Regions from separate parts of the Homo sapiens genome. Here all the other regions are linked to region 1. Evidence: chromatin loops called from intact Hi-C (ENCODE). Cell type or tissue: mammary epithelial cell. All regions are shown on one strand.

Region 1 (8,000 bases):
TTTTGCCACCGATGCTCAGGCATTTGGCACCTCTTAATGGATGTCTCCCAGGGTTGGTGACAGCCCCTGAGCCCCACTGTTTGGCTGCTCCAGAGTCTATGGGAGTTGGGCTGCTCCCCCATCTCCAGGGGCCTCTCAGTGTGGTGCCCCAGGCCCCATCCCAGGAGTCCCAGACCTGGTGGTTCCAGTCCACCCTGAACAGCCACCAACCCCAACACACAGGCAAGACGTATGATCCCTCGAAGGCTGTTTTTCTCATTGTTGTGTGGAGCTAGCAGCTCCTGCCCTTTTCTCCTAAGAGGTTGAGTCACACCTAGGGTAAGGGTGCTGAGCCTCGGGAGCCACAGAGAGGCTCTGGTTAGTTAGTGTATGGACTCTGATGCCAGCCTGCCCGGGTTCAAAGCTCAGCTCTGACATTTATAAAATGTGTGACCTCAGGCAGGTCTCTTAAGCTCTGTGAGCTCCTCATAAAATGAGGATCATAACAGTATCTGCCTCATTGAGTTCTTAGGAGGATTCAGTGACTTATCCTTGCGAGGTACTCCCAGGACCCATCATGTAGTGTTTACTTTTACCATCGTCACGCTCCCTCCAGGGATTGCGAATGATAAGTTAACACTCTATAAATGTAAATACCCTATAAATGTAAGAACTGGCACAGGACGCTGCTCTGAAGATCAGCCAGTGGAGGGCAGGGATGGCCTGATCGCCACCCCTAACCCTAGTTGATGGGAGGCCTGGGCTCCTCCGTCTCCAGATGGGTATGGCTCCTGCAGCCTCTGCCTTCACTGTGCTGCTGTGGGGTCTCTTGCAGACATTGATGAGTGTGTGACTGGCATCCACAACTGCTCCATCAACGAGACCTGCTTCAACATCCAGGGCGGCTTCCGCTGCCTGGCCTTCGAGTGCCCTGAGAACTACCGCCGCTCCGCAGCCACGTAAGTCCCTTGGACCATGCCATCGTCGTCTGTCTGTGTTGGCCTTCCTGGTGACCCAGTTCCCGGGTGGGTGGGTTATCAGGCTGTGACCTCGGTGTCCTCCCATGAGGGACTCAGGGCACTCAAAGATCACCTGATCCCTGGCCCTCAAGCCCCTAAATGCTAGTGACACTGGTCTCGGAAAGTCAAGGGGGTAACTGCAAATGAGTCTGGGGTCTATAGTCATGTTTTCAGGCCAAGGCTGTGCACAGAACCAGGAGAAACCACAGCCCTCTTTTTTCCTAGGGTGGAAGCCTTGGGCAAGCTCTCTGGGCCTCAGTTTCCTCATCTGTAACATGCAGATGTCAGAACGTGCTCTGACTGAGATGCATAGGTAGCAATGTCTCCATGTCAGCCCAAAGCCAGGGAGCCGATGTGACCTGTTGGACGTTGTTGTTAGGTGCCCACCTGAAAGCCAGAATTCGTCCAGCCTGGTGACCGTGTGGGAACGGCATCAAAGATTCCAGATCCTAAACGTGGGGCTGCGTGCCCCTATGTCTTTGTAAGCTCACTCACTCCTAGGCCATCACGGCGCCCACTTGAGACCACGGTTCCCACTTCCTATCCCCCTTGCCCCTAATTGTATTCAGAAAGTCTCATTTAGTGCCACAGTCAGTTGCTTCAGGAAAAGCTCCATGCTGGGACCGATCTCAGGACTGTGGACTTGTGACCTCTCCCAGCACTCTGAGTGCACGATGCAGGCAGCCAGCTGTTTCCGAGGCCTTGGCCCCTTGACCTTCAGCCTGCCTTGGGCTCTTGGCCAGCTGCCCCCGCGACCTGAGGGTCAGTGGTAGTGTCCACCTCTTGACCCTAGGGGCAGCTGCCCTGGCTTGTGGCATAGCAAGGCTTCTGGGTACCCGAGCAGCCCCGTTGTCCCTGGCAGCCCTCCATATTCTTCCTGGCTTTGCGATTCTCATTGGCTGGCCCAGCCATTTCCCTGTTTCCCAGCACGGATTTCTGTCTGCTTGAAAACCCAACATCTTGTTTCCTTCCTGAGCTTGGGTTAGGAAAAAGCTGCCCCAAAACTGGGTTTGCAAGTCTGTAGCATCCCGAAGAGCTCATGGTTATGCAACAGCCTGCCCCAGGCAGTGACACTGCTTCTCTGAGCCATTAAGAAAGTTCGATGGCCTTGGCTGCAGGCTGTGCAGCCGTCTGTCATTGTAAGTTCACTCTCTCCCCAGCCTTTGTCAGCGCCTGGGCTTGAGGATTCCAGGAGGCTGGCTGTGGTTGTGACCTCGATTTCTAACTTGCGCACAGTCGTGAAACCACCTTTCGAAGAGGGGGAGGCTGCCCTGCACAGGGGCCCTGGCGCCTCCTAAGCCTGAGGGTGGGCGGGTTGGCCATGTGTGCTGAGGTCATGGCTGAAATCAGGGGAACCCAGCTCCACCCCTCATGTTGGCTGTGGAAGCCTCTGCCACCCCTCAGTGCTGGAGAAAGTCGTTTCTTCCTGGACCTACTGCGTGCAGGCACCTGGGTAGACAGCCCACAGAGGGCTTTGTCCCCGCACAGGCTCCGCCTTCGGCGTGTGTGCTAGGAGGGAGGAGGGGACCCCACCTGGCTGGGCGTGAGGGTGGGCAGGGGGCTGTCTGGAGTGGGCCATGCCTGCATGGAGGTGGAAGGGGGAGCGAATTAGGCAGAAGCGGCGGGAGTATGGACACATGTGCGGTGAAATGGGGAGTTCAGCCTGAAACCTGGGCCCTGTGTGCTGTGCAGTAAGGGATTGAGCTGCTGGGCGCCTGGCTTGTTCCAGCCCTTGGACTCCCGGGACTGATAGTGAGGAGGGGCCACCCCCTCTCAGCACTGCTAACCCCTCAGACTGGAGTTTTGTATTTTACAGCCCCTTTTCCTGCTCATCAAAAATCGAAGCTGCTTAACACGTTTTTTCATCTAAGCTTCAGAAAGCAATTTTTAAAATCTAAAAGAGCCATATTTAGGAGGGACCCATGGCCGGCGCTTCTGTGGTTAACAACTCAGCAAGAGCGCCTCCTTCGGGAGCCTTGACAGACAGGACTGCAGAGTCCGCTGCTGTGCCTTTCTCTCTCTCTCCACTCAGACGGCTTCCATCTGGGGAACATCCCGGCGGCCGAGGGCTGGTAACTGGAGCATGACCCAGGAAGCTGGGCCGCAAACCACAGGGCTCGGCCTTGTGGACAGGACCAGGCTGTTACAGTCCTGCCCACACAATTCCCTTCTGCCCGCAGGAGGAAGTGTGCAAAGCTGTCCCACAGCCTTCATGGGGCCGGACACATCCTCTTTATCCCCTCAGTGGGGCCGGCGCCTGATGACCTGTGGTCTAGAAAGCTGGAGCAAAGCCGGGTGGCCTTGGTTGCCGCTTCCCGGGGATGGGACACGAGTGAACAGCTGTGGGCCTGAGGGTGTAACACGGTGGACGGTGGCAGAGATAGAGCCGTCGATGGCCCCCCTGCCTTGGCCAGTTCCTGGGGCTTGTCTCCCGGACGACGAGCGTGTGAAAGTCAGGAAAATGCCGGCAGGGATATCCACAAGCACCTGGGGTGGCCAGAACTGCCGTGCCTCCCAGGAGAAGGAGGGGGCCTAGAGGGCCTTTTTTCTCTGGTGTGTGGTGGCTTAGGATCATTTCCATAGAGCTTGAGGTGTTAGGGTCAAATGTGTTGAACTGGCAAGTTGGAGCACATTGTCCTCTAACGCATGACATGGCCCAGGATGGGTGGCCTGCTGAGGGGACATGTCTGGAAACCAGGGCCTGCGTGGCAGGGGGGGACGGGGCGGGCTCGCCTATGCCCTGCTCTGTAATACATTCAGTGATGACAACCCGTCCCTGACCTAGACACACTGGCTAAAAGGGATTTTTGGGCCGTTCCCAGTCTGACAGGCAGTTTGCCAGACAGTTATGTTTCTGGTGTTTTAAAAAGTTTGAGTAGAGCGAAGTACGATCATTGAAGCCAGGACTTACCAGGAAAATCAAGGACATGTTTATTTTTGTGCATTAGTCATTTGCAAAGCACATAGCGGGTGCCCCAGGCCCTGCTCTTTGTCCAGAAGGAGCCAGCCCAGAAACTCCTAGTGTAGAGAAGGTTTTGGGGTGCTCTGAGGAATGACTGTGTGGGGTCGGAGGGGGAGCCTCCAGGGGAGGAGTGACCAGTCGCTGTGTGTGATGACGGCGGGAGCTGCACCAGAACACCACGCACACCTCCCATTGCTTTCCTCCGCTTCCCTCTGGCAAAACAAATTCCATCCCTGGTTAGTACCCGCCATGCTGAGAGAAGCGGGAAGCCGAAATCCCACCAGGGCGACTCTAGCGCCACCTGCTGACCAGCCCCATCCAGGCTGGTCCTGAAGTTGCTGGTGTGTGTGCGTGTGCGCGTGCTTGTGTGTGTGCATACATTGTGTGTGTAAAAGCTTTGAAGTAAGACAGGCCGACTTTGAAAGCCAAGCTTGCCCCTTACGACACACCACGGAGCTATCAGCAAGTTCTGCATCCTCAATGGGCGTCTGTCTTCCAGCCAGTAGAGCGGGAGGACGATGGGAGACAGTGGAGGGAGCGAGTGGAAGGAAAGTCTGCTGCTTGCAGCCTGCTCCCTGCACCCGGAAGCGCAGTTCACCTGCACCCGGAAGCACAGCTCATGGGTCCCATGCTCCTCCCCCAGTTCACGGACGCTTTGGTCATAGCTCCTCAGAGGCCCCCCTGGGGGAGAGCTCTCAGATCGCCTGGAGCACTCCCGTTTGGCCTGGACCTGGGCATCTCTGGGGCAGGCCACCGCCAGCAGCACCCGTGCCCACCTTCTTTCCTGCCTCTGTTTTGGGCCCCTCCCAGGCAGGACTCCCCCGTTCAGTGCCCCTGACTCCCAGGCCAGTCCTTTCTAAGAGCTTGGAATGATCACTAGCCAAGTAAATGCAAGGCCTCCTGTCAGTCCTGACAAACCTGGAAAGAGGAGGTAAAAGGAGACCCCAGTCTCGATAAATGCCTCAAGCAAGTCCAAGTAACCCAGCACGAGACATGGAAACTTAAAAAGCCAAAAGGGAGATGTGATAGAAGGCCAGGACGAGAGGATGCTCCTGACCTCAGAATCCAGACACAGCCCAGATGGCAGGGCTTCCTGGAGCACCTGGGCCAGGTCCTCTGGGGCTCCGCACCTGGGCCCTGCTTCCTCAGGCAGCCACCTTCAGAGTATGATGGGCCAGGAGTTCAGTACACAGGAGACGACCCCTGTCCCATCTTGTGACAAGAAATTAGAACTTGTTACTATCCTGTAGCGGAAGATAATACCGATCTCCATCCTGTCACAGGAGGTTAGAATCTGTAACAGGAAGTTGGAATCTGTGCTCATCCTATACAGGAAGTTAGGACCCGTCCCCGTCTCCACCACAGGAAGTTAGGACCCGTCCCCGTCTCCACCGCAGGAGGTTAGGACCCGTCCCCGTCTCCACCGCAGGAGGTTAGGACCCGTCCCCGTCTCCACCGCAGGAGGTTGGGACCCGTCCCCGTCTCCACCCCAGGAGGTTGGGACCCGTCCGTGTCTCCACCGCAGGAGGTTGGGACCCGTCTCTGTCTCCACCACAAGAAGTTTGGACCTGTATTAGGGTTCTCTAGAGGGACAGAACTAATGGAATATACATATATATATATATATAAAATGGAATATATATATATATATATAAAATGGAATATATATATGGAATATATATATAAAGTGGAGTTTATTAAGGATTAACTCACATGATCACAAGGCCCCACAATAGGCCATCTCCAGGCTGAGGAACAAGGAGAGCAGTCTGAGTCCCAAAAATGAAGAAAAAATGAGTCCAATGTTTGAGGGCAGGAAGCATCCAGCACGGGAGAAAGATGTAGGCTGGGAGGCTAGGCCAGTCTCTCTTTTCACGTTTTTCTGCCTGCTTATGCTGTAGCCGTGCTGGCAGCTGATTAGTTGGTGCCCACCCAGATTAAGGATGGATCTGCCTTTCCCAGCCCACTGACTCAAATGTGAATCTTTTTTGGCAACACCCTCACAGACACACCCAGGATCAATACTTTGTATCCTTCAATCCAATCAAGTTGACACTCAGTATTAACCATCACAAGTCCACCCCTTGTCAACTTGAACCCATGCACATCTCCTGAGATCATACATAATCTTCAAATAAAGACAATAATAAGATCATAATTACACCTAACATAACTATACTTCATACGACCAGAAACTCACCAATCCCCAACCCAAATACTATTATATAAAGTTAACGATACTTAAATGCTGATGTGAATTCAATAAATCTTATGTCACTTGATAAAAGAGAAAGGAAATAAAATGAAGTCATTTTTGTTAGTACAAGTGTATACATGCACAAACATTTTTGATTGTTTTTTGTTTGTGTGTTTTTTAAGACAGAGTCTCCCTCTGTTGCCGAGGCTGAAGTGTGGTGGTGTGATTTTGTCTCACCGCAACCTCCACGTCCCGAGTTCAAGTGATTATCCTGCCTCAGCCTCCTGAGTAGCTGAGATTACAGGTGTGCACCACCATACCCAGCTAATTTTTCTATTTTAAGTAGAGATGGGGTTTCACCATGTGGGTCAGGCTGGTCTTGAGCTCCTGACCTCAAGTGATCCTCCCGCCTCGGCCTCCCAAAATGCTGGGATTACAGTCGTGAGCCACAGCACCTGGCCATGTTTTTAAAAGAAGGAGGAAATACTCACGACAATTACAGTCCTCGTTTCTGCAACTGGTCACATGGCTCGTAGCTGGTATTGATGACTGCCTTCTTCTACTACCCATTCTGTATTCCCTTTGCCTTCAGCAAGCACCTTGGCAGATCTTGTTTTTTTTTTTTCCTGGTGGAGTGACCCAAACCTTCATTCCTGAAGGGTCTGGGTCATTTGTAGTCCTGCCTGGATTGGGCTGTTGTAGTTTCCCATTGACCTTAATCACAGGGCATGGTAATACTGAGAGATGCCCTAATGGATCTCCTGTATTCCATGCATACTCTAACTTATCTTCATTTTGGAGTAGTAGACTGATTTCATCTTGATAGTCTGGGTCAGCCACCCCAGCCAACACTGTAACTCCCTTCTTAGCCTGTTGACTTAAAGGTAGGAGGAGCTTCAAGTGTCCAGGTGGCAATCTTAATTTCCAGTTTAATGGAATCCTTGTTCTGTCTCCTGGTGGCGGCGTTCCTCCCTCTGGAACTAAGACCTCTAGGCCAGCAGAACGTAATGTTGCAGGAACAGGAAGCAAAAATTTTGCTAGTGGATCACTAGGGGTGATGGTGAGTGGTGCCACTTCCATTTCCACCCTTGGATGCCTGGACCCGTGAATCCTGGCTATGGGAGAAACAGTGCCATAATATTGGACCCTGATTCAGAGCATACATGGCCTTCTGTAGAACTTTGTCCCAGCCCTGCAAAGTACTGTCACCTAGTTGGCATTGTAATTGTGACTTCAAAAGGCCATTCCACTATCCTATCAATCTACCTGCTTCACGACGATGGGGAACATGGTAAAACCAGTGAATTCCATGAGCATGAGCCCACTGCCACACCTCTTTAGCAGTAAAGTGAGTGCTTTGGTCAGAGGCAATGCTGTGTGGAATACCATGAGGGTGGATAAGGCATTCTGTGAACCCACGGATGGTAGTCTTGGCAGAAGCATCGTGTGCAGGATAGGCAAACCCATATCCAGAGTAAGTGTCTATTCCGGTGAGGACAAACCTCTGCCATTTCCATGATGGAAGAGGTCCAGTATAATCAACCTGCCACCAGGTAGCTGGCTGATCACCCCGAGGCATGGTGCCACATCGAGGGCTCAGTGTTGGTCTCTGCTACTGGCGAATTGGGTACTCAGCAGTGGCCATATCCAGGTCAGCCTTGGTGAGTGGAAGTCCATGTTGCTGAGCCCATGTGTAACCTCCATCCCTGCCACCATGGCCACTTTGTTCATGGGTCCATTGGGCAATGACAGGGGTGGCTGGGGAAAGAGGCCGAGTGGTGTCCACAGAATGAATCATCCTATCCACTTGATTATTAAAATCCTCCTCTGCTGAGCTCTTTTA
Region 2 (8,000 bases), 110 kb before region 1:
GAAAAGAGCTATCAAGCCACAAGAAAATGTGGAAGAAGCTTAAATGCATATTGCTTGGTGAAAGAAGTCAATCTGCAAAGGTTATCTACTGTATGAGTCCAATCATATGACTTTTTTTTTTTTTTGAGGAGTCTCCCTCTGTTGCCTAGCCTGGAGCGCAGTGGCACCGTCTTGGCTCACTGAAACCTCCGCCTCCCAGGTTCAAGCGATTCTCCTGCCTCAGCCTCCCAAGTAGCTGGGACTACAGGCGTGCACCACCACGCCCGTCTAATTTTTGTATTTTTAGTAGAGTTGGGTTTCACTGTGTTGGCCAGGCTGGTATTGAACTCCTGACCTCAGATGATCCACCCACCTTGGCCTCCCAAAGTGTTGGGATTACGGCATGAGCCACTGCACCCAGCCTGACTTTTCAAAAAAGGCAAAGCTATAGAAACAGTAAAAACATCAGTGGTTGCCAGGGACTGAGGGGAGGGAGGGATGAATAGGCAGAGAGAGCACAAGGATTTTTAGGGCAGTGAAACTTTGCTGTGTGATGCTGTAACCTTGGGTATATGTCATTATACATTTGTCAAAATCCACAGAATGTACACAGGGTGACCCCTAATGTAAATTATAAACTCTGGGTGATGATGATGTGTCAATGTTGGCTAGTCAATTGTAACAAATGTACCACACTAACATGAGACATTAATAATAGGGGAACTAGGGGCCTATGGGAAGGGAGCATATGGGAACCCTCTATACTTGTTACTCAATTTTCTTGTAAACCTAACACTGTTCTAAAAGATAGCCTATTCATTTTAAAATGAAGCCATAAGATAAACAGGAAGAAAAATAGAGTCATTTGCACATGGTTCTTTATTCTGTGTTCAAGTTCTTATGTTTAGAATAATGGGAAGGGGGCCAGGCACGGTGGCTCATGCCTGTAATCCCAGCACTTTGGGAGGTCGAAGTGGGAAGATGACCTGAGGTCAGGAGTTTGAGACCAGCCTGGCCAACATGGTGAAACCCTGTCTCTACTAAAAATACAAACTAGCCAGGCATGATGGTGCGCACCTGTAATCCCAGCTACTCAGGAGGCTGAGGCAGGAGAATCTCTTGAGCCCGGGAAGCGGAGGTTGCAGTGAGCTGAGGTCACACCACTGTACTCCAACCTGGGCAACACAGCAAGACTCTGTCTACAAAAATAAAAATAAGGCCAGGTGCTGTGGCTCGCGCCTGTAATCCCAGCACTTTGGGAGGCCAAGGTGGGCAGATCACGAGGTCAGGAGATTGAGACCATCCTGGCTAACACGGTGAAACCCCATCTCTACTACAAATACAAAAAAATTAGCCGGGCATGGTGTCGGGTGCCTATTGTCCCAGCTACTCAGGGGGCTAAGGCAGGAGAATGGCATGAACCTGGGAGGTGGAGATTGCAGTGAGCCGAAATCATGCCACTGCACTCCAGCCTGGGCAACAGAGTGAGACTCCATCTCAAAAAATAAAAAATAAAAATAAATAAATAACATAAAAATAAGGCCAGGTGCGGTAGCTCACGCCTGTAATCCCAGCACTTTGGGACACCGAAGCAGGTGGATCACGAGGTCAGGAGTTCAGGACCAGCCTGGTCAACATAGCGAGACCTCGTCTCTACAAAAAATTTAAAAAATTTTAGGCCGGGTACAGTGGCTCATGCCTGTAATCTCAGAACTTTGGGAGGCTGAGGCAGGTGGATTACCTGAGGTCAGGAGTTTGAGACCAGCCTGGCCAACATGGTGAAACCCTGACTCTACTAAAAATACAAAAATTAGCCAGGTGTGGAGGTGCACACCTGTAGTCCTAGCTACTCAGGAGGCAGAGGCATGAGAATCACTTGAACCAGGGAGGTGGATGTTGCAGTGAGCTGAGATCATGCCACTTCATTCCAGCCTCGGGTACAGAGTGAGACTCTGTCTCAAAAAAACAAGCAAAAAATCACAAAAAGACCTTTACAGAAATGTTTATAGCATCTTTATTCATGATAGCACCAAACTTGGATCAACCAAAATATCTATCAACAGGTGATCAGATAAACAAAAGTTATATTCCTATCACTCACAGCTGAAAAGAAACAAACTGCTGATATACCCGTCAAAACGGCAGAATCAGAAATCATAATCAGGGCGGGGCGCAGTGGCTCAGGCCTGTAATCCCAGCACTTTGGGAGGCCAAGGGGGCAGATCACGAGGTCAGGAGATCAAGACCAACCTGGCTAACATGGTGAAACCCCATCGCTACTAAAAACACAAAAAATTAGCCGGGCGTGGTGGCATGTGCCTGTACTCCCAGCTACTCAGGAGGCTGAGGCATGAGAATTGCTTGAACCCGGGAGGTGGACGTTGCAGTGAGCCAAGATTACGCCACTGCGCTACAGCCTGGGCAACAGAGCAAGACTCCATCTCAAAAAAATAAATAAATGAAATAAAAAATAAAAATAAAAAATTAGCTGGGCATGGTGGTGAGGGGTGGGGTGGGGGGTGTTCCTGTAATACCAGCTACTTGGGAGGCTGAGGCAGGAGAATTGCTTGAACCCGGGAGGCAGAGGTTACAGTGAGCCAAGATCGCACCACTGCCCTCCAGCCTGGGTGACAAGAGCGAAATTCTGTCTCAAAAAAAAAAATCATAATCAGAAACATTGTAACAGATACAAAGGAGTTCACAGTTTACAATTCTATCTATGGGGAGTTCCAGAATTGGGATAACTATTCCATCAGTGCTTGCCTGGGACAGGGTGAGGGGGTTTGATGGCAAACAGGCATGAGGCTACTTTTTGGAGTGATGGAAACGGACAGAAAAAGAAAACCCAACCACACTCCTACCCCTGACAGGACTGCAAAGGGAGGACCCCTAAGAAACCGGGTACCATCTGTTATGCATGCAGCAGGACGAGCCGCAGACAAAACTCCTCAGACACTGAGTTAAAGAAGGAAGTGGTTCTTTCGGCCGGGAGCATCAGGTAAGACTCCTGTCTCAAGAGCCGAGCTCCCCCAGTGAGCAATTCCTGTCCCTTTTAAGGGCTCACAACTCTAAGGGGGTCCGCGCGAGAGGGTCGTGATCGATTGAGCAAGCAGGGGGTACATGACTGGGGGCTGCATGCACCGGTAATCAGAAGGAAACAGAACAGGACAGGGATTTTTGCAATGCCTTTCCATACAAAGTCTGGAATCTATAGATAACATAACCGGTTAGGTCAGGGTCGATCTTTAACTACCAGGATTAGGTCAGGCAGGCCCAGGCCTGGTTTCGGGTCTGGTTCCTAGGCGCCGGGCTACCTGCATTTCGTTTCGCTTTTCTTTCCTTTTCTGAGTATAAAACAAGATAAAACAATATGAGAGAGTCTGTCTCTCTTCTCTCATGTGCAGTGAGCTGTTGCTGTCTACTGGAGAGCTGTCCACCAGCAGGTGGCACATCTATCTCTCGTGCTCCCAGCATAGCCTCTGGCCATCTGGTTTCCACCTGCACCGGGTCTCCCTCTGCAGAAGCGACAGCCACTTTGGAATGTTGGTGCAATGAGGTGACAGGTCCCCATGCTCCTGGGTGGAGCAGCGTCCTGAGCCTGGTTACAGGAGGGATCATGGGGTGAAGGTTGGGGATGGAGCAGGGGCCTCTAGAGCACCTTTTCCAAAGAGACATGTTTCCTTTTCTTTTCTTTTCTTTTCTTTTTTTTTTTTTTTTTTGGGACAGAGTCTTGCTCTGTCACCACCCAGGCTGGAGTGCAGTGGTGCGATCTCGGCTCACTGCAACCTCCGCCTCCCGGGTTCAAGCGATTCTCCTGCCTCTGCCTCAGCCTCCCAAGTAGCTGGGACTACAGGCGCATACCACCACACCCAGCTAATTTTTTGTATTTTTAGTAGAGACGGGGTTTCACCGCGTTAGCCACAATGGTCTTGATCTCCTGACCTCGTGATCCACCTGACTCGGCCTCCCAAAGTGCTGGGATTACAGGCATGAGCCACCGCGCCCAGCAAGAGGCATCTTTTCAACCATATGGATTGTGCCCACGTGATGTTAAGAGAGTGGTGAAAAGAAGCTGGAGGATGCCGAGTGAGAATGAGGCTGTGAGTGACACAGAGTAGGTAGTTGCCAGGTGGGGCTTCATCTGTGCTTGCCCCGACCAAGTAAAGGCCTTGATCCTCCCCCACCCACCACCTCATCCAGCCCACCCCCAGATTCATGCTCCCCCATCTTCGAACCTCACTTGCTCTCTGCCCAGACCTGGCAAAGTCAGTTTCATCTACTGAGTCTGGAAGGTCTGCCTTCCTTTCTTCTTCCAGCGAATGAAAGATGAATCCAAAGTCCCTGGGGCCAACCCCCAGCATGGCCCCCAGAAGTAAACAGGAATGGGAATGAGGGCAGATGGAATGTCTGCGAGTCAGTGGGTCTTTTCTTTTCACCAGACGTTCCAGAAAGCTCTCCAAACACACTTGTTCTAACAGTGTCAGAAAAGACTCCAGCCTCATTGTCCACAATTGTTGGGGATAGAACATTCCAGAGCCTATTGAAGAAAAAAGTGGGTAGGGCCATCTCCTCCACACCAGGCTGATCTGTGAATTAATCGCCCCTGAAGGTTTTCCCCGGGGCTCTGGAGCTGACAAATGTGACTTTGTTACCTGGATATCCCTTGGAACCTGGCAGAGCCTGAGGACAGGACTCAGCCACAGAGTCTCTCACCCAAAGCCACTCAGTGTCCTCAGCTGCCCATCTGGTAACTGGCCCTAAAACGGCCTTTCAGTTCCAGCACTGCCACCCCTCCCAGCCCCACTGGCCCAGCCTCCTCATTCCCAGCTCAAATTCGTGACCAGGGGGCCTATGGGACCTGGTCGTCTTTTCAGATGGACAGTCCCTAGGTCAAGGCCCACTCCCTGGCCCCATCCTCGCATGGGGAGAGTCGGCTCATAGTATATTCAGAGGCAAAAAGGGCGGTGGGCTTGCAGCACCAATAAACATGTCCAGCAAAATATGCTGATGGTGTACATGGCTGCTGCTTGCTGAGCCCGTGTGTGCTGATGCCACAGAGCTGAGCTTCTTAAAATCTGCAGGAGGCTGCCGGGTGCGATGGCTCACGCCTGTGATCCCAGCACTTTTGGGAGGCCGAGGCGGGTAGATCACCTGAGGTCAGGAGTTCGAGACCAGCCTGACCAACATAGAGAAACCCCATCTCTACTAAAAATACAAAATTAGCCAGGTGTAGTGGAGCATGCCTGTAATTCCAGCTACTCGGGAGGCTGAGGCAGGAGAATTGCTTGAACCCAGGAGGCGGAGGTTGCGGTAAGCTGAGATTGCACCTTTGCACTCCAGCCTGGGCAACAAGAGCAAAACTCCGTCTCAAAAAAAAAAAAAAAAAAAAACCTGCAGGAGGCTACAAGAAGTGTTACCAGTTTCATATCCCCAATGAGGATGAGGAATGTGAACACAAAGTACCTAAGACAAGTCTCAATCCATTTAGAAAGTTTATTTTGTACCTGGGCTTGGTGGCTCGTGCCTGTAATCCCAGCACTTTGGGAGGCTGAGGCAGGCAGATCACCTGAGGTTACGAGTTCAAGACCAGCCTGGCCAACATGGTGAAACCTCGTCTCTACTAAAAAGACAAAATTAGCTGGGCATGGTGGCAGGTGCCTGTAGTCCCAGCTACTTGGGAGGCTGAGGCAGGAGAATCACTTGAACCTGGGAGGCAGAGGTTGCAGTGAGCCAAGATCATGCCACTGCACTCCAGCCTGGGCAACAAGAGCGAAACTCTGTCTCCCAAAAAAAAAAAAAAGGAAAGAAAGTTTATTTTGCCAAGGTTAAGGACGTGTCTGTGACACAGCCTCAGGAGGTCCTGCTGACATGTGCCCAAGGAGGTTGTGGTATAGCTTGCTTTTACACATTTTTGGGAGACATGAGGCATGAATCAATATGTGTAAGATGTACATTGCTTCAGTTTGGAAACGCAGGACAACTGGAAGCAGGGATTTCCAGGTCATAGGCATATAAAAGATAAATGGGTGCATCCTTTTGAGTCTTTGATCAGCCTTTCACTGAATACACAATTTCCATGTGAGCAGAGGGTAGAGGAGTAGTCCTGTGTGCCCTAGTCTGGCTCAGTGAATCTGCATTTTCACATAAACAATAGGGCAGAGGAAGCAATCAAGCAATCATATATGCATTTGTCTCAGGTGGGCAGAGGCCTGATGGTGAGTTCTGTCCTTTGTCCCACATCTGTGAAGATAAGCTATCAATTTACATTGCCAGGGTGAAATTCAACAGAACTGTTTTAGGGTAAAGATCCTGAGGCCCACAAGGAATTTCCTTGTGGGCAAATTGGGAGGGAGGTATGCAGCTTGTTTATCTTTGTAGCTATCTTATCTAGGAAGAAAATGGGAGGCAAGTTTGCGTGATGCAGTTCCCAGCTTGACTTTTCCCCTTGACTTTGCGATTTTGGAGTCCTGCGATTTTCCTTTCACAAGAACTAAGGGCTAGAGAGGGGAACTCACTTTCCCAAGGTCCCAGAGCCAGTTCAAGATGGAGCCAGGAATTGTGCCCAGTTCTAAAGTCCCAGCTACCTCTGACAGAATGCCTGCAAGGAGACAGTCAGCAGAGCTCCAGGAGGGGAAGACAGGTGACAACACTCTAGTGTATTTCTCTAGCTTGACCTCTGCTGTGAGTTCCAGGCTTGGTACCCAAATGTCGACTTGATAGCTTTACTGGGATGTCTAACAAGCAGGCAGTCAACATGAAGGCATCTGAACAGAACTGGTTTCCCTCTACCCACACCTGTCCCTCCAAAGTCTTCCCTGTCTTAGGCTATGGAAACCCCAATGCTTCCAATTGCTCAGGCCAGAGAGTTTGGATCCATCGTTGGGCTCTCTCTCTCTCAATCTATCAGCAAATCCTGTTGGTAAGACTTCAAAATATAAAACAAATCTGGCCAGCCACGGTGGCTCACGCCTGTAATCCCAACACTTTGGGAGGCCGAGGTGGGTGGATCATCTGAGGTCAGGAGTTCGAGACCAGCCTGGCCAACATAGTGAAACCCCATCTCTACTAAAAATACAAAAAAAAAAAAAAATTAGGTGGGCATGGTGGCTGGCACCTGTAATCCCAACTACTCGGGAGGCTGAGCCAGGAGAATTGCTTGAACCTGGGAGACAGAGGTTGCCGTGAGCCGAGATCATGCCATATTTGTTGCATGAATTGGTGAACTGTGGGCGTGAGTTTCACAGCCTGAACCTGAACACCCAGGGTTCAGGCATACTCAGGACAGGTCTAGACAGCAAGGAATGTGGATCCTCCAGAGACCTCTTTGTGTGATGATGGAGTTGCTGCCTGGAAAATCTCATCCTAGGGGCAGTGACAGTCCAGGCACACAGACGTACGTGTCCTAGTTATAATGGAGTGACTGATAATGAAGAGAGCTGGGGCTCAGCTCTGTGGGGTCTGTTGGAGGTCTGGGGGAGGGCACTGGAATCCAAAGGCTAGTATCTCTGTGAGCCCTAGGGGGCACAGGCAGCGTGACCCCACAGTGGCACCCGAATCATGGCCCAGGCTGTCGGAGAGCGTGATCAGCCAAGCCTGGACGCCAGGAAAGTGGCACCACCTCCCGGCGGTGGACAGGCCATGTCAAGAGGCCGGAACAACATGGCCTGAATCACACCCAACCTCATGCTCATAGTGCAGCACTTCTAAGCAATGCATTAGTGCTGCATCCCTCTCTTCCCTGGGTTCAGAGGTGAGAGGACATGGCTTCTGCTGCAGAGAACTCATGCTCTGGAAGTCAAGGCTGCCGTGAGCTGTGACGGCACCACTGCACTCCAACCTGGGCAACAGAGCGAGAACCTGTCTTAAAAAACAAAAAAAACCAAATGAACGTGTAAAATGTGTGTTTATCAAGAGCCCACAACAATATTCCCAAAGTTCTGATCCTGGGCTTCTGCAGCAATGAAGAAGTCCTGGCTATGCACGGCGGCTCATGCCTGGAATCTCAGCACTTTGGGAGGCCG
Region 3 (8,000 bases), 450 kb before region 1:
TTAAACCTTTTTCCTGTATAAATTACCCAGTCTTGGATATGTCTTTACTAGCAGTGTGAAAACGGACTAATACGAAAAGCATTAGCCAGATGCCAACACCTTGATCTTGGACTTCCCAGGCTCCATAACTGTGAGGATATAAATTTATGTTCTTTCCCTCTTGTTGCCCAGGCTGGAATGCAATGGCACAGTCTCGGCTCACTTCAACCTTCGCCTCCTAGGTTCAAGTGATTCTCCTGCCTCAGTCTCCTGAGTAGCTGGGATTACTCGTGCCACCATGCCCGGCTAATTTGTGTGTGTGTGTGTGTGTGTGTGTGTGTGTGTGTGTGTGTGTGTGTGTGTATGTAATTTTAGTAGAGACAGGGTTTCACCATGTTGACCAGGCTGGTCTCAAACTCCTGACCTCAGGTGATCCACTTGCCTCAGCCTCCCAAAGTGCTGGAATTACAGGTGTGAGCCACCACACCCGGCCAAATTTACGTTCTTAATAAATTACCTAATCTACGCTATTGTGTTATATGTTATAGCAGCACAAAACACACTAAGACATGAAGTACCTAGAATAGTCAAATTCATAGAGACAGAAAGTAGCATTGAGGTTTACCAGGGGCTGGGGAAGGAGTGGGTAGAGAGTTTCAGTCTGAAAGATGAAAAAGCTCTGGAGATGGGTGGTGGTGATGGTTGCCCAACAATGTGAATGTACTTACGTCCCTGAACTGTGCACTTTAAAATGCTTAAAATGGTGAATTTTGGCCGGGCGTGGTGGCTCACGCCTGTAATCCCAGCCCTTTGGGAGGCCGAGGCAGGCAGATCACGAGATCAGGAGATCGAGACCATCCTGGTGAACACTGTGAAACCTCGTCTCTAATAAAAATACAAAAACATTAGCCAGGCGTGGTGGCAGGCACCTGTAGTCCCAGCTACTCGGGAGGCTGAGGCAGGAGAGTGGCATGAACCCGGGGGGCAGAGCTTGTAGTGAGCAGAGATCGCACCACTGCACTCCAGCCTGGGCAACAGAGCGAGACTCCATCTCAAAAAAAAAAAAAGGTGAATTTTATGTTAGGTATATTTTATCACTATCTAAAAAGAGGAAGAGAGTCAGATGTAAGGCCCAAAGTGCCAAGTCAGACTGAATTGAGTATCACGCCCCAGAATGGGATGGTCATTTATTTTTCACTCATTCATTTATCCATTCACCAGCAAATACTGACACTGTGACATACCAAGGACCGTTCTGGGTGCTGGAAATCTGACATCAAACCAAACAGACAAAATTACCTGACCTGGCAGAGCCTACAGTCCAACAACAACAATGAACAAATCAAGTAAATGCCTAGCATGGCAGCTGGTGACACCTGCTGTAGAGAAAAACAGAGGGAGGGGGCTGCTATTTTATTTTAACTATCAAAATCTGTTTAGTAAAGACAATTTTGCTCATACAAAACAAAAGTTTACAACAATCTGGCCAGGCAAGGTGGCTCACACCGGTAATCCCAGCTCTTTGGGAGGCCGAGGCAGGTGAATCACTTGAGGTCAGGAGTTCAAGACCAGCCTGGCCAAATGGTGAAACCCCTGTCTCCACTAAAAATGCAAAAATTAGCCGGGTGTGATGGTGGGCACCTGTAATCTCAGCTACTCGGGAGGCTAAGGCAGGAGAATTGCTTGAACCTGGGAGGTAGAGGTTGCAGTGAGCCAAGATCGTACCACTGCATTCCAGCCTGGGTGACAGAGTGAGACTCCGTCTCAAAAAAAAAAAAAAAAAAAAAAGTTTACAACAATCTGAGTGCTGGACACATCATCCGAGACAAGGGAGGCATTGCAGGCACCTAGAGCCCTTCCCCTATATGCAAAGGAGACCCTGGGTGCCCCTCTGCCACCTGCCCCTGAGGGAGAGAAAAGCTGAAGTATTCCTGCTGCCTCTTCCCCCAAAGGGAAGAGGGAGCCGGGAATGATGGCACAGGGACCCTGTCTCTAGCTGCTCCTTCTCTGTGCTGGGGGAGGCCCCTCCCCTTACTTGCCCAGAACCCTGAGGCTGAGCCGTTTGAGGGTGATGGCAAATGGCTGATGGGCAAAGGGGGCAAAGTTGGGACATCTTCGGTGCAAAGACTCCTCCCATCCCCAACCAGGTCACACAATGGAAATTTGAGGGAGGACCTCAAAAGTGGCCCTGCCTTTGCCCACAAGGGGTAGCTGGCTGATGTGTGCTGTTATTTTAAATAGGGACAGAAGGAAAGAGCTTTCTGACTTGGTGACATTGGTGAAGGCAGTGAAGGAGTGAGCCCTGGGTGTTGGGGAAGGGTGCACAGGCCCTGGAGGGGAGCCCGCTCTGAGTGCTGGGGCAGGGTGAGGCGGGACAGAGTGGGCAGAGAGATGGCCAGGACTGACCACGCGGGGCCTTGCTCTCCGTTGTGAGAACACCGGCTTTCCCCACGGGTGAGATGAGAGCCTGAGTGGGATTGGGCAGAGGAGAGGCATGATCAGACTTAGAATTTCACAGGGTCATCCAGGCTACTCTGAAAGGATGGACTCAGGGGCACAGGAAGAAGTAGAAAGGCCAGTTGGGGCCACTGTCAAAACCCAGGCAGAGATGATGGGAGCTTGATGAAGGAGCAGAGGTGGCCGGTGAGGAGGGCTCGATTCTGGGTCTGTGCCAGAGGAGGAGGCATGGGGTTTTCTGATGGCTTGGGTGTGGATGAGAGAAAGAGGGGTCAAGGATGACTCCCAAGCCCTTGGCTTTTGTCCTGAGAATGTGGAAGGATGGGGCTGCTCAGTGACTCAGATGAGGAAGACAGAAAGAGGTGCAAGTCTGGGGAGAGAAGAATCAAAACGCGCTTTTGAACATATCAAGTCTCATCCAGCGACCCAGCCTGGGCCTCAGTGTACCCACCCAACCCTGCCCTCCTCCCTTAGACGCATGCATCCACCCCGTTTCTCCCTTTCAGATATCTCCAGACTTCCAGTGTTCAGCAGGACCTGGGGTGTGGCCGCAAAGTTCCCTTTATGTATTTGGAGCCCAAGGAGGGCCTGTTACTGTGAAATGAAAGCACTTCCCTATCTGCCCCCCACCCCAGGGCCTTTGCCAGCTGCTCCACATTAGTTAAGCGCTTACTACCTACACTTTGGGGATTGAGGGTTTCTTTAGCTTTGAGACTGGGAGGCAGCTTAGCAGTGTAGACAGTTAGCTCATAATTCCTGCAGGGGTACAAGTGCCAAACCAAGTGCTATGATCCCTGGAGAGGCAGCCTCACCCACGAGGGCCTGGGGGCCTGAGTTCAGATCCTCACTCTGCATCTAACAAGCCGTATTGACCGGGGAGGGTCACTCAGCCTCTCCTGCCTCAGTTTCCTGATTCGTGTAACAGGGATAACATCAGCTGGCTTCCCTTGACACACCATCTATTAAACTGATTGATATGAATAAAGGATTTAGAATAGGGTCTTGAAGAAGGCGGTGCTGGACCCACGGACAGTGGCCAATGGGTATTGTTTGTCATCATCATCGTCACCATCACCATTGCTTTCGTCATAATCATCACTGTCACCATCATCAGCGTTCAGAGGAAAGGGGGTGTAGAGGGTCGTGTATCACCCAGAGGTGGATCTTGAGTTAAGCTTCGAAGCAGAGCAGGAGCCAGCTGTGCACGATGATGACATTAACAGCCGGCACTTTCCTCTGTGTTTTACACGCATGACAACGGGTTGACAGAAAAAGAGAGAGCTGGGCATCAGCCAAACAGAAAGTTGTGCACGGAAATACAGAAAAGGACTCGGCGATATTTATGAGCCCATGAAGTACAGAAGTAGTTAAGGATTGGAGTTCCAGTAAGAGCGCATCGCATGCCAGTCTTATCGTGCCTTGCTTTCTGGAATGATGAGACTCCCCTTCTCCCCTCCCCCCTCACCCACTCTGTCTCCCCCTGCCTCCCACCCTCCTACCTCCCCAAACTCTCCATGGACTGTTTAGGCCTTAACAACTCTGGAGAGCTATTAGGATCTATCAAGCGAACAATAATTTACTTCACGAAGTGATGTGTGTGATTTTCACCATTGACTCTAATCGCAACAGAAAATCATTTCAGTCGGCTGAGTGCATAATCTGTGTGTGCTGAACTTCTCTAAGCTTGGACTTACCTAAGGGAGGAAAATGGTCCCCTGGGACCCACTCAAGAGACGCGGAGTAAACAGCGTGCATTTCGTAAATGGGCTGGGGGTGTGCCAGAACCATCGCCGGGGACCCACCGCTGTCAGCCTAGAAGGCCATCGAACACTCAGAAACCATCTTCACAAATCCTTCTAGGGTGAGGTGGGGGGGTGAGGAGTCAGGGGTCGTGCACCTAACCATCAAAGACAGTGTGGATGTCCTGCTCATCTGCCACCGGGTGGCGCAAAGAGAAAAGGAGAGCAGACAGAGCAAGGAGGCACGTGTCCTTCCTCCTCCATCACATCTGCAGACTGAGCCCAAGCATCGGGAGCCATGTGGCCAGGCAGAAATGGGAAGTCATCTGTGCCCCTTGCTAGCGGACATGGTCCCAGGGACAGGTCCTGTCCTGTCCTGAGGCTGGAACTTCAGGAGTCCCAGGCCAATCATCACGCTACCAACTTGAGGAGCTTGAGATTTTCTAGTTTAGAAAGCAGGTACACAATTGTACATAGAGCACCAGCGTACCCAGGTATAAAGAAAGAAATATGCCAACCTGTTGGCCGTGGCTACCTTTCAGAGACTGGATTATGAGTTTTAGTATTTTCTAAAATTTTCTACAATGAATATGCAAGTAATAATAATAATATAAGATCTTACAAAGAAAAAAGTCTCAAGATTCCACTCTGACCATGTGTCCAAGTTCTAGCAACAAAATTAATGCCTAGGGAATGCCATGGCCAAGTCCCATCAGGACAGGGACTTACTTCACAACATCAAGAGATTTTAGTAAAAAGTGCAGGGGCCAGGGACAGTGGCTGTAATTCTGATGCTTTGAGAGGCCAAGGCAGGAGGATCGCTTGAGCCCAGGAGTTCAAGAACAGCCTGGGCAACATAGTGAGATCCCTGTCTCTACAAAAAAAAAAAATTGTTTTAGATTAGCTGGGAATGGTGGCATGCACCTGTAGTCTTAGCTACTCAGGAGGCTGAGGTGGGAAGATAGCTCGAGCCCAGGAGGTCGAGACTGCAGTGAGCTGAGATTGCACCACTGCACCCCAGCCTGAGCAACAGAGCAAGACTCTATCTCAAAAAAGATGGGGGTTGGGGAGCAACAGAGCAAGACTCTATCTCAAAAAAGATGCAGGAAAAAGAGCACAGAGTGGAGAAGCAGAAGAGATTCTTAAGTTCTTGTCCTATAGGTAAGAGCTAAAACAAGTCACTTGCTGACCTAGAGTCTCAATATTCATGTCCCTTGACTGCAGGCAAAAGCTGGCCTCACCTCCTATGATTAATTGACACTTGTTGCTTCTCCCTGCTCGGGTTCCTTCCCCTTTCCTTTGCTGCCTGCTGCTGTCCTGCTCTGTGTAATTCGGCGTGGATGTCCCTGCTTCCCCCAGGTCAGGCAGGCTCCTGAGCAGCCCCCAAAGCACAGATGTAGTGCCCGATGGGGTGGGGAGGGGATGGCAGCCTGGCAGAGCTGAACACTTGGGGAAAGGGAATTTCTCTCCTTTGGGGCACTCAAGCACCGAGGGTCATGGAAGCCGGGAGCTGCCATGTTGCACAGAGTAAGTCTGTCTGAGAATGAAGCCAGCTAATGAGAAAACAGAGCAAAGAGATGGAGAAACTGAGGCCTGGGGATGTCACTTGAGCCATGACATCAGCATAGCCAAAGCCAGCCCCAGCCTCTGAAAAAAAAAAAAAAAATTTGGCTGGGCGAGGTGGCTCACACCTGCAATCCCAAAGTGCTGGCCTTGACTAAGGCCAAGGCAGTCGGCTCACCTGAGGTCAGGAGTTCGAGACCACCCAGGCCAACATGGTGAAACCCTGTCTCTCTACTAAAAAAAAAAAAAAAATACAAAAGTTAGCCAGGCGTGGTGGCAGGTGCCTGTAATCTCAGCTACTCAGGAGGCTGACGCAGCAGAATCGCTTGAACCCGGGAGGTGGAGGCTGCAGTGAGCCAAGAGCACCACTGCACTCCAGTCTGGGTGACAGAGCGGAACTCCGTCGCAAAAAAAAAAAAAAAAAAAAAAAATTCCCAATTCCGATTCTGCTGTAAAGCCCCAGCCCCTTTCAGTTACCATTTACTGAGTGATAACTTTCCTCCTATTTCAGACCCAGCGTGGGTGGGATTTCTGCCCCCTTGCAACGGAAGCCTTCTGGGGCTGTGTAGGGCCGGCTCTGCCTGGAAGTGCAGATGCCGGAAGCCTCAACCAGAGGGAGCCAGCAGTGGCCTGCCAGCCGCATGCCAGCCCCAGTGGGCTCTGTTGCCTCCCATAGGATTAAACATTTGAGCCCATACTTTAATATCTGAATTTCATCTAAAACTCTAAAGAGTTTCAGTTTCTCTGAAAAAAAAAATCGGAAGATCTGGCAACACTGGGTCTAGGTCCTACGTCCTACCTAGAACAATGAGCAGGGGCTACACAGGGGCTGCCACCTTGGCTTGGAGCCTTTCATTCTCTGTCAGTTCCCTGCAACTCCCTATTTTCTCTCCAACGCTGAGGCTGGGTTTCAGCTGGCATTTGTAAAATTTTGGGGGGCTTGTATTTTTATAGGAGAAAATTTTTTCTTTTTGTCTACACCTCTGTCAACAATGGCATGGTGAGATGTAGGACTAGTGGCCCCAGTGGATCAGGCCACCTGGGTCCCTCTGTGGCCCTGCCCATGTGGACACTGGCCTGAGCCACGTGACTTGCTTTAGCCAGAGGTCCAGCAGCGCGTTAAACACACACACGCACTCATGCATGCATGCACTCACACACACATGCACTCACGCACGCACATGCGCGCGCACACACACACACACACACATGCACACCACACACGCTTGATGAACACTCTGTCCTCTTTGAACCCAGAATTTGGGGTCAAGATGAGAGACCATGTGGAGAGGGACTTTAGAGAGGAAGGGAGTGCTCAAAGAATAATAAGAACGCGTCAAAAACCAAGAAGCTGCTTTGGAAAGGTGACCACTGGCCAAATCTAGGACAATCTGAACATAAAAATAAATTATAGTCACAAAAAATTATACTCCATTGAATATAACAGGAAACCAGGAATCCATACAGATATAAAAAATAAATGAATGCACTGAGAATTTGGTGAGGAATGGAGATATTTGCAGAATTTCAAAGTACCTACCCACAAAATGGCAGAGAACATGAAAAAAGAATGACTTTGGCCGGGCATGGTGGCTTACGCCTATAATTTCAGCACTTTGGGAGGCCGAGGTGGGTGGATCACTTGAGGTCAGGAGTTCGAGACCAGCCAGGCCAACATGGTAAAAAGCCCATCTCTAATAAAAATTATCCAGGTGTGGTGGCACACGCCTGTAATCCTAGCTACAGGGGAGGCTGAGCCACAAGAATCACTTGAACCTGGGGGGCAGAGGTTGCAGTGAGTCTAGATCGTGCCACTGTACTCTAGTCTAGGCGACAGAGCCAGACTCCGTCTCAAAAAAAAAAAAAAAAAAAAAAAAGGAATGACTCTATAAGAGAGATGCTGGCAGACACCACTGTTGTCAAGTGATCAAAGTAAACATCAAGTGACAAATCGAAACCAAGCCCCACCCTATGGGAGGCAGTGAGAGAAACAAGGTATCCATTTGCGACAGTGCTGCCAGACTGCATAGTTGCTTGAGTAGGAGGAAGAGCAAACAAAGGGAATTGAGGAGAGGAAAAGAAAACGAATCGTTCGAAAGTGTTATCCTCCCAGGAGAACTGGAGATGTGTGCACCAGAACACCCGAACAGGGATGGTCACGGGAGCGTTACTCATAAGAGCCCAAGAGTCCAAATGTCAGCATCCAGCAGCTCAGCAGTGGACAGACAAGTTGTGGTCTAGCCACACGTTGGAATGTTATTT

Evidence for each region. Hi-C counts contacts between places; a loop is a spot of excess contacts. Peaks named below come from ENCODE experiments on the same cell type or tissue, not always from the same donor. Only the 100,000 strongest peaks of a DNase experiment are listed, where the experiment ranks them.
Region 2: it touches region 1 in a loop (22-fold over the local background); 89 of 110 quality-filtered maps call a loop at or near these places.
Region 3: a loop joins it to region 1, with 11 times the contacts of the local background. A loop is called at or near these places in 8 of 110 quality-filtered maps.

The regions. Positions count from the first base shown.
Region 1 is chr22:45,549,678-45,557,677 of GRCh38, forward strand. FBLN1 (fibulin 1) reads left to right here. Exons shown (of 17, transcript NM_006486.3): 14 at 815-938. Among named protein-coding and RNA genes, the nearest start is that of FBLN1, 51 kb to the left of the region's middle. RefSeq lists an enhancer at 4,170-4,279. In mammary epithelial cell, CTCF peaks have their summits at 2,973 and 4,268 (motif pointing left); DNase peaks (open chromatin) are centred at 3,064, 3,914 and 4,144; H3K27ac peaks cover 1,664 bases.
Region 2 is chr22:45,437,934-45,445,933 of GRCh38, forward strand. No RefSeq gene overlaps it. Among named protein-coding and RNA genes, the nearest start is that of RIBC2, 28 kb to the left of the region's middle. RefSeq lists an enhancer at 4,418-4,980. In mammary epithelial cell, a CTCF peak has its summit at 3,421 (motif pointing right); no DNase peak of the experiment used is centred here.
Region 3 is chr22:45,097,645-45,105,644 of GRCh38, forward strand. No RefSeq gene overlaps it. Among named protein-coding and RNA genes, the nearest start is that of NUP50-DT, 62 kb to the right of the region's middle. In mammary epithelial cell, CTCF peaks have their summits at 4,357 (motif pointing right) and 6,368; a DNase peak (open chromatin) is centred at 7,957; H3K4me3 peaks cover 357 bases; H3K27ac peaks cover 779 bases; H3K27me3 peaks cover 361 bases.